Linked DNA regions of Homo sapiens: region 2 is linked to region 1. Evidence: read pairs that join two places in POLR2A ChIA-PET (ENCODE). Cell type or tissue: GM12878. All regions are shown on one strand. Links, peaks and the distances in the headings refer to the core of each region. The heading gives the core; the rest is flanking DNA.

Region 1 (8,000 bases), core at 1-4,000:
GATTTATTACTTTTGGCTTATTCCTGGATTCCTGTGCTTAACTATGCTTGAGGAGGGTGGTAACTTGCAGAAATGTTATGTTAATACAAGATGTTGTATTAAGAACATTTGCCACTGATCACTTACCCCTGAGCTGGAGAATGGTTGGAGGATACCACTAGGGTGGGTAACCTTGGCACTTTGTTACCAGTTTCCTTATCTCTGAAAGGACTGTCTTAAAAATGTCTACCCCCAGGCCAGGAGCGGTGGCTCACGCCTGTAATCCCAGCACTTTGGGAGGCCAAGGCCAGCGAATCACGAGGTCAGGAGTTCGAGACCACTCTGGCCAATATGGTGAAACCCCGTCTCTACTAAAAATACAAATATTAGCCGGGCGTGGTGGTGCACGCCTGTGGTCCCAGCTACTCGGGAGGCTAAGGCAGGAGACTCGCTTGAACCCGGGAGGCGGAGGTTGCAGTGAGCCGAGATCGTGCCACTGCACTCCAGCCTGGGCAACAAGAGTGAAACTCCGTCTCAAAAAAAAAAAAATCTACCTCCTGAGGATGTTCGGGAGATCAAATGGACATATGGATGTTAGAAGGGCCTTGTAGACTGCAAAATGCCCCCAAATAGTATTTTCTGCTATTAATTTGACTTAGGATAGACCTAAAGTTATTGATACACTTATTTCCTTATATAAAATGTGTAAATATTCATTTATTCAACTATATGAAGAACCTTAGTGCGCAGCGCTGCTAGGTAGAATCCCACTTACTATTTCAGATGTAAGTACTTTGTAAACACTTAGCATACATAACCTCATTTAATACAGCAACCCTATGAGGTTCATACTGTTCTAGTCCCTGATTTACAGATGAAGGGTATCAGGACTAAGAAATAAAATGCTTAGGTTACACAGCTAGAAAATGATGGTGTCAGATTTAAAGCTATGTCCATCTTCCAGAACCCTTCCCAGGCTTCTGACTTCTGTCTTGTGCAACTTATATTTCAGTGTACAGTTGAGTGTGGAATGCAAATGCTGAGAAAATAAATATTTTTTTGGCGAGTTCTCACTTTTTTGCAATTTCCTTGAATAGACTTCACTATAATAAATTTTGAAGTGGTTATTTTTTCCCCTCTTAAATTGAGCAGTGTGTTGGAAGTGTATAAATGGAAAAATGCTGTCATAGATGTAATTGACATTTGATTGGAATTTTTGGTAGAGAAATTGAATTGATGACCCAGCAAATTATTATTAGAGAATGAGTTAAACAGACAACCAGCTTACACTTCCAGGTAGACCACCAATTTCAGAGTGTTGTTTAACTTTGGCAGACCATTTTACCCCTTAGAACTCTTCAGGGGTAAGCTAACATGTGGTTTAAGTGCAATGAAGTAATGTGAGTTATAAATTATGGTATATTTAGTCTCATACTGGAAGAGCATGAATATAAATCTATGATAGCATTTCTGAAGTAAAGTGCATAGGAACCTCCATTTTATCTTCTGTGGAGATCTTTTTTTTTTTTTTGAGACGGAGTTTCGCTCTTGTTGCCCAGGCTGGAGTGCAGTGGCGCGATCTCGGCTCACTGCAACCTCCGCCTTCCAGTTTCAAGCGATTCTCCTGCCTCAGCCTCTCGAGTAGCTGGGACTACAGGCACGCGCCACCACATCCAGCGAATTTTTTGTATTTTTAGTAGAGACGGGGTTTCACGATGTTGGCCAGGATGGTCTCGATTTCTTGACCTCGTGATCCGCCCTCCTCGGCTGGGATTACAGGCGTGAGCCGCCGCGCCCGGCCAAAACTGTGGAGATCTTTATTAGAAGAGAGGTGGGTAGCAGGTTCGAGCTGTATTAAGATTGCCTTATGAAATTGGATTTATTGAGGGAAATGCATCTTTCATTTTTCTATTCTATAAGCAATCGCTGGATCAGATTCATTATCCAGACTGCCATTAAACAAACAGTTGTTGAAACTTATTAGATGCCAAGCATTATACCAAGCAGCAGTTGATGTACATTAACTCTTTTTTTAAGAAAAATATTTTAGACCATGTGTGGTGGCTCATGCTTGTAATCCCAGCACTTTGGGAGGCCGAGGCAGGTGGATCACCTGAGATCAGGAGTTCGAGACCAGCCTGGCCAACATGGCAAAACCTCGTCTCTACTAAAAATACAAAAATTAGCCAGGCATGGTGGCATGTGCCTGTAATCCCAGCTACTAGGGGGGCTGAGGCAGGAGGCTCACTTGAACCCGGGAGGTGGAGGTTGCAGTGAGCCAAGATCGTGCCACTGCACTCCAGCCTGGGCAACAGAGCGGGACTCTGTCTCAAAAAAAAAATTTTTTTTTAAGTAGAGACGGGAGTCTTGCTATGTTGTCCAGGCTGCTCTCAAACTGCTGCCTCAGAGGTTGAGATTACAGTGTTGAGATGAGTTGCCTCAGTGTTGAGATTACAGATGTGAGCCACCACACCTGGCCCCTTAACTCTTTTAAACCTTTTAATATAACAGTGTAAAGGGTTAATCTTGTTCATTTTAATAATGAAGAAACAGGTTCTGAGAGGTCAAATAGCTTTCACAAGTAGTAAGTGGTAGAGATTTAGAAATTTATATCCACAACCATCTTCTGTGTAACTTAATGGAGAAGTCAAGTACACACATGAATAATGGGTATGCGATATATATAGATATATATATATGTGTATATATGTATATTGTATATATACATATATATACGTGTGTGTGTGTATATATATATACATATATATATACACACATATATATATATACATATATATATATACACACATATATATACACATATATATATACACACATATATATATATATATATTTTTTTTTTTTTTTTTTTTTTTTTTTTTGAGACAACATATCTCTGTTGCCCAGGCTGAAGTGCAGTGGCGTGATCATAGTTCATTGCAACCTCAAACTCCTGGGCTCAAGTGATCCTCCCACCTCAGCCTCCTAAGTGGCTAGGACTAGAAGTGCCTGGCTAATTTTTGTCTGTTTGTTTTTGAGACGGAGGCTTGCTCTGTTGCCCTGGCTGGGGTGCAGTGGTGCGATCTCGGCTCACTGCAGCCTCTGCCTCCCAGGTTTAAGCTATTCTCTTGCCTCAGCCTCCTGAGTAGCTGGGATTACAAGTGCCTGCCACCATGCCTGGCTAATTTTTGTATTTTTAGTACAGACAAGGTTTCCCCGTGTTGGCCAGGCTGGTCTCGAACTCCTGACCTCAGGTGATCCACCTGCCTCGGCCTCCCAAAGTGCTCGGATTACAGGCGTGAGCCACCGGACCTGGCCAGCAGGTAACATTTATTAAGTATCTACTATGCCTTAGGCATGGTGTTAATGTATAACTATTATGTTTAATCCTTACAGCAGTTTACAAAGTACCATAGGTGGTATGCATAATGAAGCAGATCTATTGATGTATTTACTCAAGGTGATTAAGCTACTAGGTAGTGGAATTCTAGTGGGTCTAGATCTGGACTTGATGGCTGAGTTCTTACTAATATACCTTGCTACTTTGGAAGAGGAATAGAGTTTCAACATGTGTTGGGCAGAATATTCAAAGCTAAAGAAATAGCTTGCACAAGGTAGGGAGATGGGAAAGTGAAGTGTCTGTGGTGATGAACTGAAGAGTATTGAAAGTGGACAATAAGACTAGAAAGGTAAATTAAAGCCAGATTTTGGAGGCCTTTCAAAGCTGTTCACAATGTTTAAACTTTAATCTGTAGATGAGGGGAGCCATCAAAGGATTTTTCAACTAGGGAGTGACACTAGGTTTCAGGTTTGCTTCATTAGCAGTATGGAGTATGTGTTTGGAATCTCCACAGGGGTCAGTACAGAACAGGATGACACTGCTAGGAGTTGGTTCTCAATATGTTTCTTCATTTGGTATATTGAAATCAGTAAAAGTAAAATATTTTGGAAATCTCAGGTTTCCTGTATTTCAATTTTTTTATGATGTTATTTGGTTAGAACTCCCCAAGGCATTTTATTTCATATCATGTTTCTCAGCCCATTTGATATCTTCCAGGATTTTTCTACAGTTCTCCACTTCTGTTTATTTTGGAACCAGTTGAATATGAATAACTATTGCAGACAATTGTTTTCAGCTATTTCAGATGGGAAAGAATAAGGACATAGGTTTTAAGGAGAGCTAATGCAGGTATGTGGAAGGTTACTTTTATTGGCGTTCATTTTCCCAAATTTCCAAATATAGCAGACTCTCCTAGTGTCTTGGTTTACTGCCTCTAGGTTGCTGTTTGAACAACTGGAGAAGGATGACATGGACAGAGAGAAGGGGGAATTAAAGGAGTTATGCAGGCCAGCAGAGGAAGAAATGATCCCTTTTCTGCTTGCACAGGAGGAAGAAATTTATGACCCTCATCCTTTTAAATGATAGCCTGAACGCTGGGCTGTAGAATCAAATTTATAAGTCATTTTGAAAATCTTTCTTTTGGCTTCACCTGACTATATTACCTAAAGGAAAAAAAAACACATGGTGCTTTTTGTTCATGTATTTAAAACAGAACATACAGTGGTCCATTTGAGGGTTTTTTGCCAGAGAATTTGGCACTGTTGAGAAAACAAGAGCTTTGAAAATCCAGGCAAACATGACTTAACTTTTCAACAGCTTATGGTGAGTTCTGTGATCTTGAACAGGTTCTCACTTCTTTGAACCTCTTTCATTTTCTATAAAATGGAGATACTGGCCGGGCGCAGTGGCTCACACCTGTAATCCAAGCACTTTGGGAGGCCGAGGCTGGCAGATCACGAGGTCAGGAGTTCAAGACCAGCCTAGACAACATGGTGAAACCCCGTCTCTACTAAAAATACAAAAAAATTAGCTGGGCGTCGTGTCAGGTGCCCATAATCCCAGCTACTCGGAAGGCTAAGGCAGGAGAATTGCTTGAACCCAGGAGGCGAAGGTTGCAGTGATCCGAGACCGCACCACTGCACTCCAGCCTGGGCAAGAGCGAGACTCTAAAAAAAAAAAAATTGGAGATACTATTATCTAGTTCACAACATTCTTTTTATTTTTTACTTTAAAAAATCTAGTAGGCTGGGTGCCATAATCTCAGCACTTTGGGAGGCCGAGGCAGGCAGATCACTTGAGGCCAGGAGTTCGAGACCAGCCTGACAAACATGGTGAAACCCCGTATCTACTGAAAATATAAAAATTAGCCAGACATAGTGGCATGCACCTGTAATCCCAGCTACTCGGGAGGGTAAGGCAGGAGAATCACTTGAATTCTGGAGGCGGAGGTTGCAGTGAGCCGAGATCGTGCCACTGCACTCCAAGCCTGGGCAACAGAGTGCGACTCCGTCTCAAAATAAATAAATAAAAATAAAAATACAAAAAAAGTTAGCCCAGTGTGGTGGCACAGGCCTGTAATCCCAGCTACTCAGGAGGCTGAGGCATGGGAATCACTTGAACTCAGGAGGTGGAGGTACCAGTGAGCCAAGATCGTGCCACTGCACTCTAACCTGGGCAACAGAGCCAGATTCTGTCTGAAAAAAAAAAAAAAAAAAAAAAAAAAAAAAAAAATCTAATAATACATGCTTGTTGGAAGTTAGCAACATACAATTGTATTTTAAAAAGTAATCAAATCTTATTTTATTTCCCCATTCTAATTCCAGGTTTGTTGTTTATCTTTGTGTATTTTTGTCTTCTGCATACACAGCTTAATGTGGAAGCTCTCTTAACCTTAACCTTCACTTGACTGATTAATTGGAGCAGATATCCTCCTTTTCCTAAACTCTATTCTGTAATATGTTCAAGCATTTCTGCAAACTCTACTCTGTAATGCACTCAAGTGTCTCACCAGTCAAGTTGTATTCCTGACAAGAGGCAGTTATATTTGCTCCCAAACTAGTGTGTGCTGGTTATGTTTGTCACATGTGTTTAATTAAACACTACATAAACCTGTAAAATACCAGTGCAAAAAGAGTTTTCATCGATACGAAAACTAAATTAAAAGCTTTAAACAGGCTCTGTCTGGGGAAATTGCTAAAAAAAAAAATTGTTGTTTAGTTAGGTGTGGGCAAGTTAACTGTAAATGACTTAGGGAGAAATCATTGAGATACAACATTGTACACTTACTGCTTGGCAAGTGTTTAAGGTTGCACTACACTTAAGGAAATCAAATCAGTATGGGTTATGCTAAAAAGATCCCAGCCTGGGCAACATGGTGAAACCTCATCTCTACTAAAACTACAACAAAAAAATTAGCTGGTCGTAGTGGCGCATGCCTGTGGGCCTGTGATCCCAGCTACTTGGGAGACTGAGGTGGGAGCATCACCTTAGCCTAGGAGGTGAAGGCTGCAGTGGGCTGTGATTGCACCACTGCACTCCAGCCTGGGTGACAGAGTGAGACCCTGTCTCAAAAAAAAAAGTAAAAAATAGCCAGGCACAGTGGTGCACGCCTGTAATCCCAGCACTTTGGGAGGCTGAGGTGGGCAGATCACCTGAGGCCAGGAGTTTGAGACCAGCCTGGCCAACATGGTGAAACCCCATCTCTACTAAAATACAAAAATTAGCCAGATTTGGTGGCGGGTGCCTGTAATCCTAGCTACTCAGGAGGCTGAGGCAGGAGAATTGCTTGAACCTGGGAGGCAGAGGTTGCAGTGAGCCAAGGTCGCACTAGTGCACTCCAGCCTGGGTGACAGAGTGAGACTCCCTCTCAAAAAACTAAAAATAAAAACTAAAGAAGTTCCAAGGAGTGCTAGTGGATTCATTCCCTAAAGAAAACGATAGGCTTTTATCAGAAACTTATGTTCATGTGAGTACTTTATGTTAAAATGAAATATTTACATAAATATTCATTTATGTAAAAATGAAAACATGTAAAATGTTAAAATGAATATTTTTATTACTTTGACTTCAGTTAATTGATTAGTTATGGGTCTCATTCTCATTGGGTAAGAGAACTTCTGTCTTTGTCTTATAGAGATATGATTATATTATACTTAACTCTGCATAGCATAGGTAAGTAGTCATGAAGACTGACTGGGTTTGTTTGATTGAGACAGAGTTTTGCTCTTGTTGCCCAGGCTGCAGTGCAGTGGTGTGATCTCAGCTCACTGCAACCTCCACCTCCTGGGTTCAAGCAATTCTCCTGCCTCAGCCTCCCGAGTAGCTGGGATTACAGGTGTGTGCCACCACACCCGGCTAATTTTTGTATTTTTAGTAGAGATGGGGTTTTGCCATGCTGGCCAGGCTGGTCTTGAATTCCTGACCTGAGGTGATCCGCCTACCTCGGCCTCTCAAAGTGCTGGGATTACAGGCGTGAGCCACCGTGCCCGGCCCAAAATATATTTTTAAAACTTAAAATGAACAACTCAATCAAAAGGTAGGGAAAAGATCAGAACAGACAACTCACCAAAAAAGATATACAGATGGCATGTAAGCATATGAAAAGATGCTCAAATCTTTAAGGATTTGAGGTCCTTAAGGAATTGCAAATTAAAACAGCAATGAAACAGGAACTCTCCTGAGCTCAAGCAGTCCACCCCTTGGCCTCCCAAAGTGCTGGAATTACGGGTGTGAGCCACTGCACCCAGCCTCAACTGGAATTTCTGTTCCACTGGTCTTCCCCTATATATGCCAATATAACACTTAATTATAGAGGCTTATGATATATTTTGATCTGGAGGAACACCCCTGCCTCCACTCTGTTGCTCTTTTTCAGAGTTTTCCTGTTTATTTGCTCCTCTAAAAGAAATTTGAAATCAACTTTTTAAAGTTGAAATTTTATGAAATTTGTAAATGAACTTCAGGGGTTGTAGTTGACATCTTTATGTTGCTGAATCTGTTCAAGAACATAGTTATATCTTGGAAAGGTTTTGACATACTTACTCAGTAGTGTTTGCTGGCCTCCCTTTTTTGGGGTACTTCTTTATTTGACAAGTACAGACACTTATTATCAAGTTGGTTCAAAATGCGTTATTTTTTCAGAGTGGGCTGGGCATCGATATTTATGAACTCCTCTAAGTAT
Region 2 (7,573 bases), core at 3,574-7,573, 98 kb before region 1:
TTATTGATGGCGTCTCGTTCTGTCGCCCAGGCTGGAGTGTAATGGCATGATCTCAGCTCGGTACAACATCTGCTTCCTGGGTTCAGGCGATTCTCCTGCCTCAGCCTCCCAAGTAGCTGGGACTACAGGCGCCCACCACCACGCCCAGCTAATTTTTGTATTTTTAGTAGAGACGGGGTTTCACCATGTTGGCCAGGCTGGTCTTGAACTCCTGACCTCAGGTATCCACCTACCTTGGCCTCCCAAAGTGCTGGGATTACAGGCGTGAGCCACCACGCCCAGCTGATTAAGTTTTTAAATATACCTTTCCTATGTCAAAGCCAAGGTAAAAGGGGAGTGGGATGCAAGAAACCACCTTTACCAGAATCCCTGGAAAGAGGGCTCTAGAAGCCAGTGGGTGTGAGCACATTCAGGTCACGGGGTTTGAGGTTATGGGCCCGTGGTGGCTGTTTCTTTCCTTCCATCACTGGGATGTCCATCTTGGGGGGCTTCAAGGCTGCTGGATCTTCAGCCATTCGGTTGGCCTGGGCACGTATCAGTTCCAATGGAGAGGGCTTCTGGGCTCCTCGGTAGGCCTGGGTGGCAAAACTTCCTACAAAAGTGAACCAGAGTGCAAATGATTTCAAAACCAGTAAACAGCTCCCGGTATACAATATGGTAAGATGTCTGCCATGCTGCTCTCTTTTTTGAAGGTGCTGCCTTACCAGAATCGTACTTCTGAAGGGATCTCGGTCCAAAGAGGCTCCACTTATCTGACAAGTTTCTGTCCTTATCCCCACTTCCAGAGTCCATGGTGCTAGGATTTGGGCCAGGTAAGGCTGTGGAAGAACCAGAAGTGAACCAGCCCCTGGGAAAGAAAGAACAAAACATATCCTAAAATACCTCTTCCTTCGCCCCTAGAAATGTCTCACACCAAAAGAACAGGGAACTATCCCTTCTCCCTCTGAAACCACAGGCTTAAATACAACCTCATCTGCCACACTAGCTTTCCTGAAGCACGCAGGAACTCGGAAGGGTCACAGGAAGGGCTCACCTGGGCCTCTGCTTAGGTGAAGAGTGCGGAGTGGTGCTTGGGGTGGACTGGGCTGATGCAGGCTGCCTCTCTTCTTTTGTTACCTCTCCACTCTGTAACTTTAGTTTCTGCTCAGATGGGTAAGAAGAGAGACTTTTTAAAAATGAAAGCAAATTCCAAACAGATAAGTCTAGGCATAAAAAATTTGGTTCGCATTCTAACTTTAGGCAGAAGACATCTACAGGTGGAATGATTTCGGATGATCTAACAGGTAGTCCTTTGTTTTTGCCATACTAGATGGAACTCCATCTCCTTAAAAAATGTGTTCATTCTACACTATATCATGAACATCCCTGTACTTAAAGCTTTACACTACAACTTTTACTTTCAGAAACGTGAAGTAATTTCCCCACATTCCCCCAGACAGTAAAATGGAAGAGCCAGAACGCTAGCTGCCAGCCTTCTTGGCCTTTTAAGCAGGGCTTAAGCTCTTGTCTCGCTGCTGCTCCTACCATGTACAAAGCCCTGCCCATCCTCAGTCTCTCCAAGCCAATACTCAGGCATGCTGCTTCTCTCCAGCTAAATGCTTCCTCTGAGGAGCCTGTTCCATTCTCTCCTCCTTCTCTCCCATAGTCAGCCACTCTGGGTTCCCTCAGCACCGTGAGCATTCCTCTGACTCGCAGTCTAGTGGGGAGAGACAGGTCTACATCTCAGCTCTTCTAGAGCAAGGTTCCCATGCTGTTTCCTCCCTCCAGGCCTGCCACGCCACTGCTTAACCCAAGCTGCACACCAAACAATGATCACGTTTGAATTTTCTCAAACGCTCAACAGATCCATTCATGTAAGTTGACAATCTGTTACAAGATGTAAGTTACAGCTAATATTTCAGCCATCCTCATGTTCTACTCCTATGGGCAAGACACAGAAAGTGGGTCAACCAAAGTCAATCCTACCATTATATAAGGTGAATTGCTCAAATAGAATTCTCACTGACCTATCCTGGAAAGTTCTCAGTTAAGGGTCAAAGGCTGCCGGTGCCCCTCTCTGGAAGCTTCTGTCTTGTTTGAAAGCTTAAACTGGCCACCAGCCCAAACCTGATTTCCTATAGCAGTTTTTAAACCTAGCCTGCAAAAGAATCATCTGGAATGCTCATTACAAAATGCAAACAGGGCCGGGTGCGGTGGCTCATACATGTAATCCCAGCACTTTGGGAGGCCAAGGCAGGTGGATCACATGAAGTCAGGAGTTCAAGACCAGCCTGGCCAACATGGTGAAATCCCATCTCTACTAAAAATCAGCTGGGCATGGTGGCGCATGCCTGTAAATCCTAGCTATTTGGGAGGCTGAGTTGGGAGGATCACTTGAACCCGGGAGGCAGAGGTTGCAGTGAGCCGAGATCACAACACTGTACTCCAGCCTGGGTGACTGCAAACAGGCCACAGTTTTATATCCACAGTTTTATATCCCCACCCACAGGCCACCAGATCCGGGTTATTCCTCGTTATGTATAATGTATACCATGATTCTTTCCTGCGTCGTGTGCTCTCCTCACCTTGCCCTCATCATACCCTGTTCAGAACTCTTAAAATAAAGCTTGGAACAAGCCTGGATTCTGACCCCCCCTTGCCTAAAGAAGACAGCCCAAGTTTCTTAACTGTAATTGTGTCTCTTCACAATCTGCCCCTGACTTCCATATGAGCCCCTTCAGGAGCCAGATTTCCAGGCTGCTTTGGAATGAGGAGGAAGAAGCCAACAGGAAGTAAGGCATCAGGAGACTTGGGTTCGGGTACTATGACTGGCTGAATAGATGGCCTCGAACCTCAATCTCCTCATTTACAAAATATGGAGAAGAGCATCTGTCCCAAAAGGTGATTGTGAGGATGAAATGAATGCAAGTGCTTCACAATCATAAAACACTATCCAGTATGAAGCGGTCTTCACTGAAAGAAAGTCATTTGAAACTATTCATTCAAATACTTGGCTATCACTAAATTAACCCTTACCAAAATTCTTCACTTATAGAAATGAAATAGCAAAAACATTCCAATTCCACATTTGATTTTAACTTGTTCCTTTCCAGTTAAGCTGTTACCTCTGTTGAGGCTGCCCAGTTCTCCCCAAGATACTCCACATTTGCTTTATGATTCATAAAGTACTCCTATGTATATGTAAGCTGAGGCTCTCACTTGATTCTGCTAACCAGAAGTAGCAAAACAGACACCCCACTGTATAGGTGGATAAGCAAAAACTACGAGGCTAAGAGCTCGGGAGCGAGACTAACTCCACAGCCCCCAACTAACTGAGCTGGTAACTTCAAAACCACAGCCACATTTCAAGCCATGAACACTGAAGGTTTTGTTTTTTCAAAGTTCCTAAGAGCTTACGTGGAGTGCTTCGGCCACTCGAAGGTACTTGGTCTCCTCGGTGGTGAGGCCCTTGTGGGGTGTGTAGCCAGCATCTCTCAGCCCTGCCTGTCGCTCAAAATGCTGAATGCTTTCCTGGGTCTGTTCTGGGAACAGAGGAGATGACAGTCATGCCCATTCCCCTCTCCCATCACAAAATAAGGAGGACAACATGGATATCTACTATTCTCCCCAGAAGCAAGAGACCACACTGACCATTCAAAGAAGAGGAGACTTTCCCCAGAGAGGCACCACAGCAGTAATTCTGAACCTCACACAAAGGCTCTCTAGCCAGAAGGAAGCCTTCCCTCACACCAAGCTGAAGAGGTTATTCCTAAAGGGACAGCTGAAGAACCTTGAGGACAATACTCCCACCCTCCTCTTAGTTGTACATGGTGACATTTTCTTTGTATTTAGAAATGCAACATGGGGCTGGATGCAGTAGCTCACACCTGTAATCCCAGCACTTTGGGAGGTCAAGGCGGGCGGATCAAGAGGTCAGGACATCCAGACCATCCTGGCTAACAAGGTGAAACCCCATCTCTACTAAAAATACAAAAATTAGCTGGGTGTGGTGGCAGGCGCCTGTAGTCCCAGCTACTCGGGAGTCTGAGGCAGGAGAATGGCGTGAACCCGGGAGGCGGAGCTTGCAGTGAGTCGAGATCGTGCCACTGCACTCCAGCCTGGGCGACAGAGCAAGACTCCATCTCAAAAAAAAAAAAAAAGTTACATTGTGCTAAAAGAACAATGAATAAGTTTTGTAACACTGCTAGAACACATTCTCAAGCTTGTAAAATAAAAGTAGTGTTGCTGATTCAACAGATGTGAATAAGAAAATCAAAGTATAGGTGGTGCGTGATGGCTCACACCTGTAATCCCAGCACTTTGGTTGGCCTAGGCGGGCAGATCACGAGGTCAGGAGTTTGAGACCATCCTGCCCAACAGAGTGAAACCCCATCTCTACTAAAAATACAGAAATTAGCCAGGCGTGGTGGTGGGCGCCTGTAGTCCCAGCTACTCCAGAGGCTGAGGTGGGAGAATTGCTTGAACCTGGGAGGCGAAGGTTGTGGTGAGCTGAGACCACAGCATTGCACTCCAGCCTGGGTGACAGAGTGAGACTCTGTCTCAAAACAAAAAAAAAAAAGAAGAGAAACCAAAGTAAGAGTCTGGACCTTTGGTTCTTGGTGAATTCACTAGGAATTGCCCAGGACAAACTGATGCCCTCCTGGAGAAGATAAACAAGGGCTTCTGACTTCAAAAATGAGCCAACCAAGGAGAACCTCTATGTACCTTACCCTGGTAGGGGCACAACTGCTGACAAACAGAGCCATGTATCTAATTGTTAACTTCCCACAGCAACCTGTACAGCCCTCCAGAATGAAGAAGTTTAGTTAGCTTGTTATAAGGTTAAAAAAAAATCCAAGTTCTCATATCAGGTTTCATTAGGATGACCAATCATACATTCTTAAGACTAAAGACACTTGGACCTGGTCCTCTTCCTGGTAGACCAACTTTGAGCTGTTTAAAAAAAAAAAAACAAAAAAAAAAACAAAAACTGGGGTAAGTGGGAAATGCCCGGATGTTTCCCCTTCTCCAGCAGAGCTTGAAACAGTAACAGCAGCAGCTGCCGCCACTGAGCACTGGGCCTTCTGATCCTCACCTCAACCTGCCAGTGAAATTCCCCATTTTAGAGCGGGGCAGTCTCTGTAGTTAAGTAGCTTGCCCAAGGCCACAGTGACAGAGCTGGGAACATGAGATCATATCAACAAAGCAGCAGGAATGCACCTAAATCAGATAAGATGCTTAACATTTGGCAAATCTTCCACTTAATAAATGGAGCTTCAATACTGACATGATTCAGCAGCCAAACTGACATTTTTTAGGATAAGGTAAGGCGAGCGTGTTGCAGTATCATCTCCAATCAGCTTGTAGGAAGCCTCAACTCTTCCCTGCCCCTATGGCACTCTACTCTGAGGGTGAAGAGTGCTTACTTGTGATCAGAGAATTCATGATGACATGGGTAGCTTTAGCCTTCACCACTGGGACCTTGTCCACACTGTCAATGGCTGATGACAGGGTCATGGCAGGGGAGGGTAGACTGGCCTCTCCTTCCTCCACCTGTTCAAGAGAGGTACAGTACAGAAGCACTTAGGCAGGGCAGGGGAGTCACACACCTAAACTTACTCCTTTGGGGAGGAAGTTACTGAAATAACATTAATCTGGTAAGTGAGGAAATCATTGAAGGGAGGAGTTGGTCATCTCCACCCAGCTAGATAGGTATTATCCATAGAGACAACAAAGAAAGACATTAGGTGAATAGTTTACATTTATAAAGGTGGGAAAGCCAGAATTTGAAGCTCTGACGTCTACTACCTTCCCAGACTATGATCTTCCGATATACTATAGTACTATGCCCTAAGAATGCAGAAGAAATGCTTATTACGAAGCACTGACCACATCCCAGGCACTATGCTAGATCTTAATTGATGAGAGCACTGGCTAAGTGGTTCTGACCCTGTGCCAGCCATTAGAACAGACTGCCGGGCTCCACCTCAGAGTTTGATTCAGTAGGTCCCTGTTAGTCTGGGGTGGAGTTCAAGAATTTCTTTCTAATAAATTCCCAGGTGTTACTGATGCTGCCGGTCCCAAGACCACACCTTGAGGACCACTGCTCCCAAGGTTCAAGTAATGGTCTTTTGAAACAAACAAAAAAAATCTACTTAGCTCCTCATTTTCAACCTGCAAGAGCTGGCAGCCTCCACCTTCTGCAATCGAAACACCTGATACCTTGCTCAGGCCTAGCAGGGAGGAGAGAACAAGACTTATTCTTTATTCTGTGCTTGTCTGGAAGAACTGAGAAGAAAGTAAGATGGTTGAAAAGGGGGGACAGATAAAAAGTAATGAAAAATGTTGTATCCTTACTACAAAACAGAATTTATACCTTTAAGCTGTGACCTTGAGTAAAACTTGAGCCTGTTTCCTTACTGGGAAGACGGTTGATTCCTAACATGGGGAGAGTTAGGGCAAATGAATAGGATCGCATGCAATGAGTCAAGCGGAGCTCTCCTTTGGAGCAGCTGTTCCAAGCCATCAGCTGTTCCAGCTGAGGCCCAGAAGAAATCTGGAAGCCCGCTCATCCCTTGCCTTGTGGAGCCATCAGCAGGGTGTGTGGCCTGGCAAGCACCACCAGAAGCCCTGCTCACCTCCTGCTCTGGACCCTAAAGCCCATTGCTCTGACATCACAGGCAAGCTGCAGCAGGCCTTTTCTCCCTGCACTTTTGCTACTTGTTACATGGAATACTCTCCCTGAACAACTGACTGGGTCATATTTCAGTAGATAATTGATAGAGGGAATATCCCCCAGAGCTGTAGGGGCACTTTCTTAGAAAGGAGCTGTCTGCCCTGAAAGTCTGTTGGAGGCGGGGGGAAAAACACTCCTTAGAAATTATCAAATATGGCTCTACTAAGAGAAAGTTAAGCAGGGAGCCTGCAGTCATAATATCAGCTACACAGCTAATACACAATGTGCCAACCCTTTACATCCCCTGACTGAATCCCCACAACACCTCTATGACATAAGGTATTCCCAACTCTCAGAGAGAGACACTGGGGCTCAGGGTAAAGTTGTGTGCCCAAGGTCTTGCTAGGGCAGACCACCTGGGACTCACACCCAGGCCTATTTCAGTGGACCCTTACTGTGTACTGCCTGTCAGGCCCTGAGCTACCATGTGGCTCAAAGTTCAGAGAAACTGTAGCTACAGGTTAAACAGCCTTACGTGAACTTGGCGGGCCTACTTTATTCAGGCAACAGTCTAGCCTTTCTTGTATTCTTGGTGGCTGGAGAGTCAGAGGGGAGAGAGTCCCTGAGGTCGGGAAGCAGAGGCTCCAATAATGCGAACCTACGAAACTAGACTGCACGAAGGACTGTGAGGTATGTTCGGAAGGGCCTTAGGAAGGAGGCAGTTCTTACAGAGGATGGCCATGGGCAAAGGCAGCTGAGGCTGGAGGTACAGCATGAGGACAGGTACAGCATGTGTTCAAGAAAGGGCCAATTTTTTTCCCCAATCACAAAATGAGCAGTTTTTGGGAATCTATGCCAGGCCATCGGCTGGATCCTGCAGATAAGAGTACAAACCTAGACATGGCCCCTGTCCTCAGG

The links. Peaks named below come from ENCODE experiments on the same cell type or tissue, not always from the same donor. Only the 100,000 strongest peaks of a DNase experiment are listed, where the experiment ranks them.
Region 2: POLR2A ChIA-PET joins it to region 1 with 6 read pairs; 14 of 35 experiments call an interaction of 5 or more read pairs at or near these places.

Annotation. Positions count from the first base shown.
Region 1 is chr5:176,449,061-176,457,060 of GRCh38, forward strand. All of the region lies in intron 1 of FAF2 (Fas associated factor family member 2), which reads left to right. It overlaps LOC124901142 (a long non-coding RNA gene), which reads left to right and starts at 3,255. Exons shown (of 2, transcript XR_007059070.1): 1 at 3,255-4,168; 2 at 4,258-5,937. In GM12878, for the core only: no CTCF peak of the experiment used is centred there; no DNase peak of the experiment used is centred there; H3K4me3 peaks cover 1,722 bases; H3K27ac peaks cover 307 bases.
Region 2 is chr5:176,347,217-176,354,789 of GRCh38, forward strand. KIAA1191 reads right to left here. Exons shown (of 9, transcript NM_020444.5): 5 at 5,406-5,532; 6 at 3,397-3,521; 7 at 1,034-1,140; 8 at 705-847; 9 at 1-592. The coding sequence ends at 384. Among named protein-coding and RNA genes, the nearest start is that of KIAA1191, 11 kb to the right of the region's middle. In GM12878, for the core only: no CTCF peak of the experiment used is centred there; a DNase peak (open chromatin) is centred at 5,075; H3K27ac peaks cover 762 bases.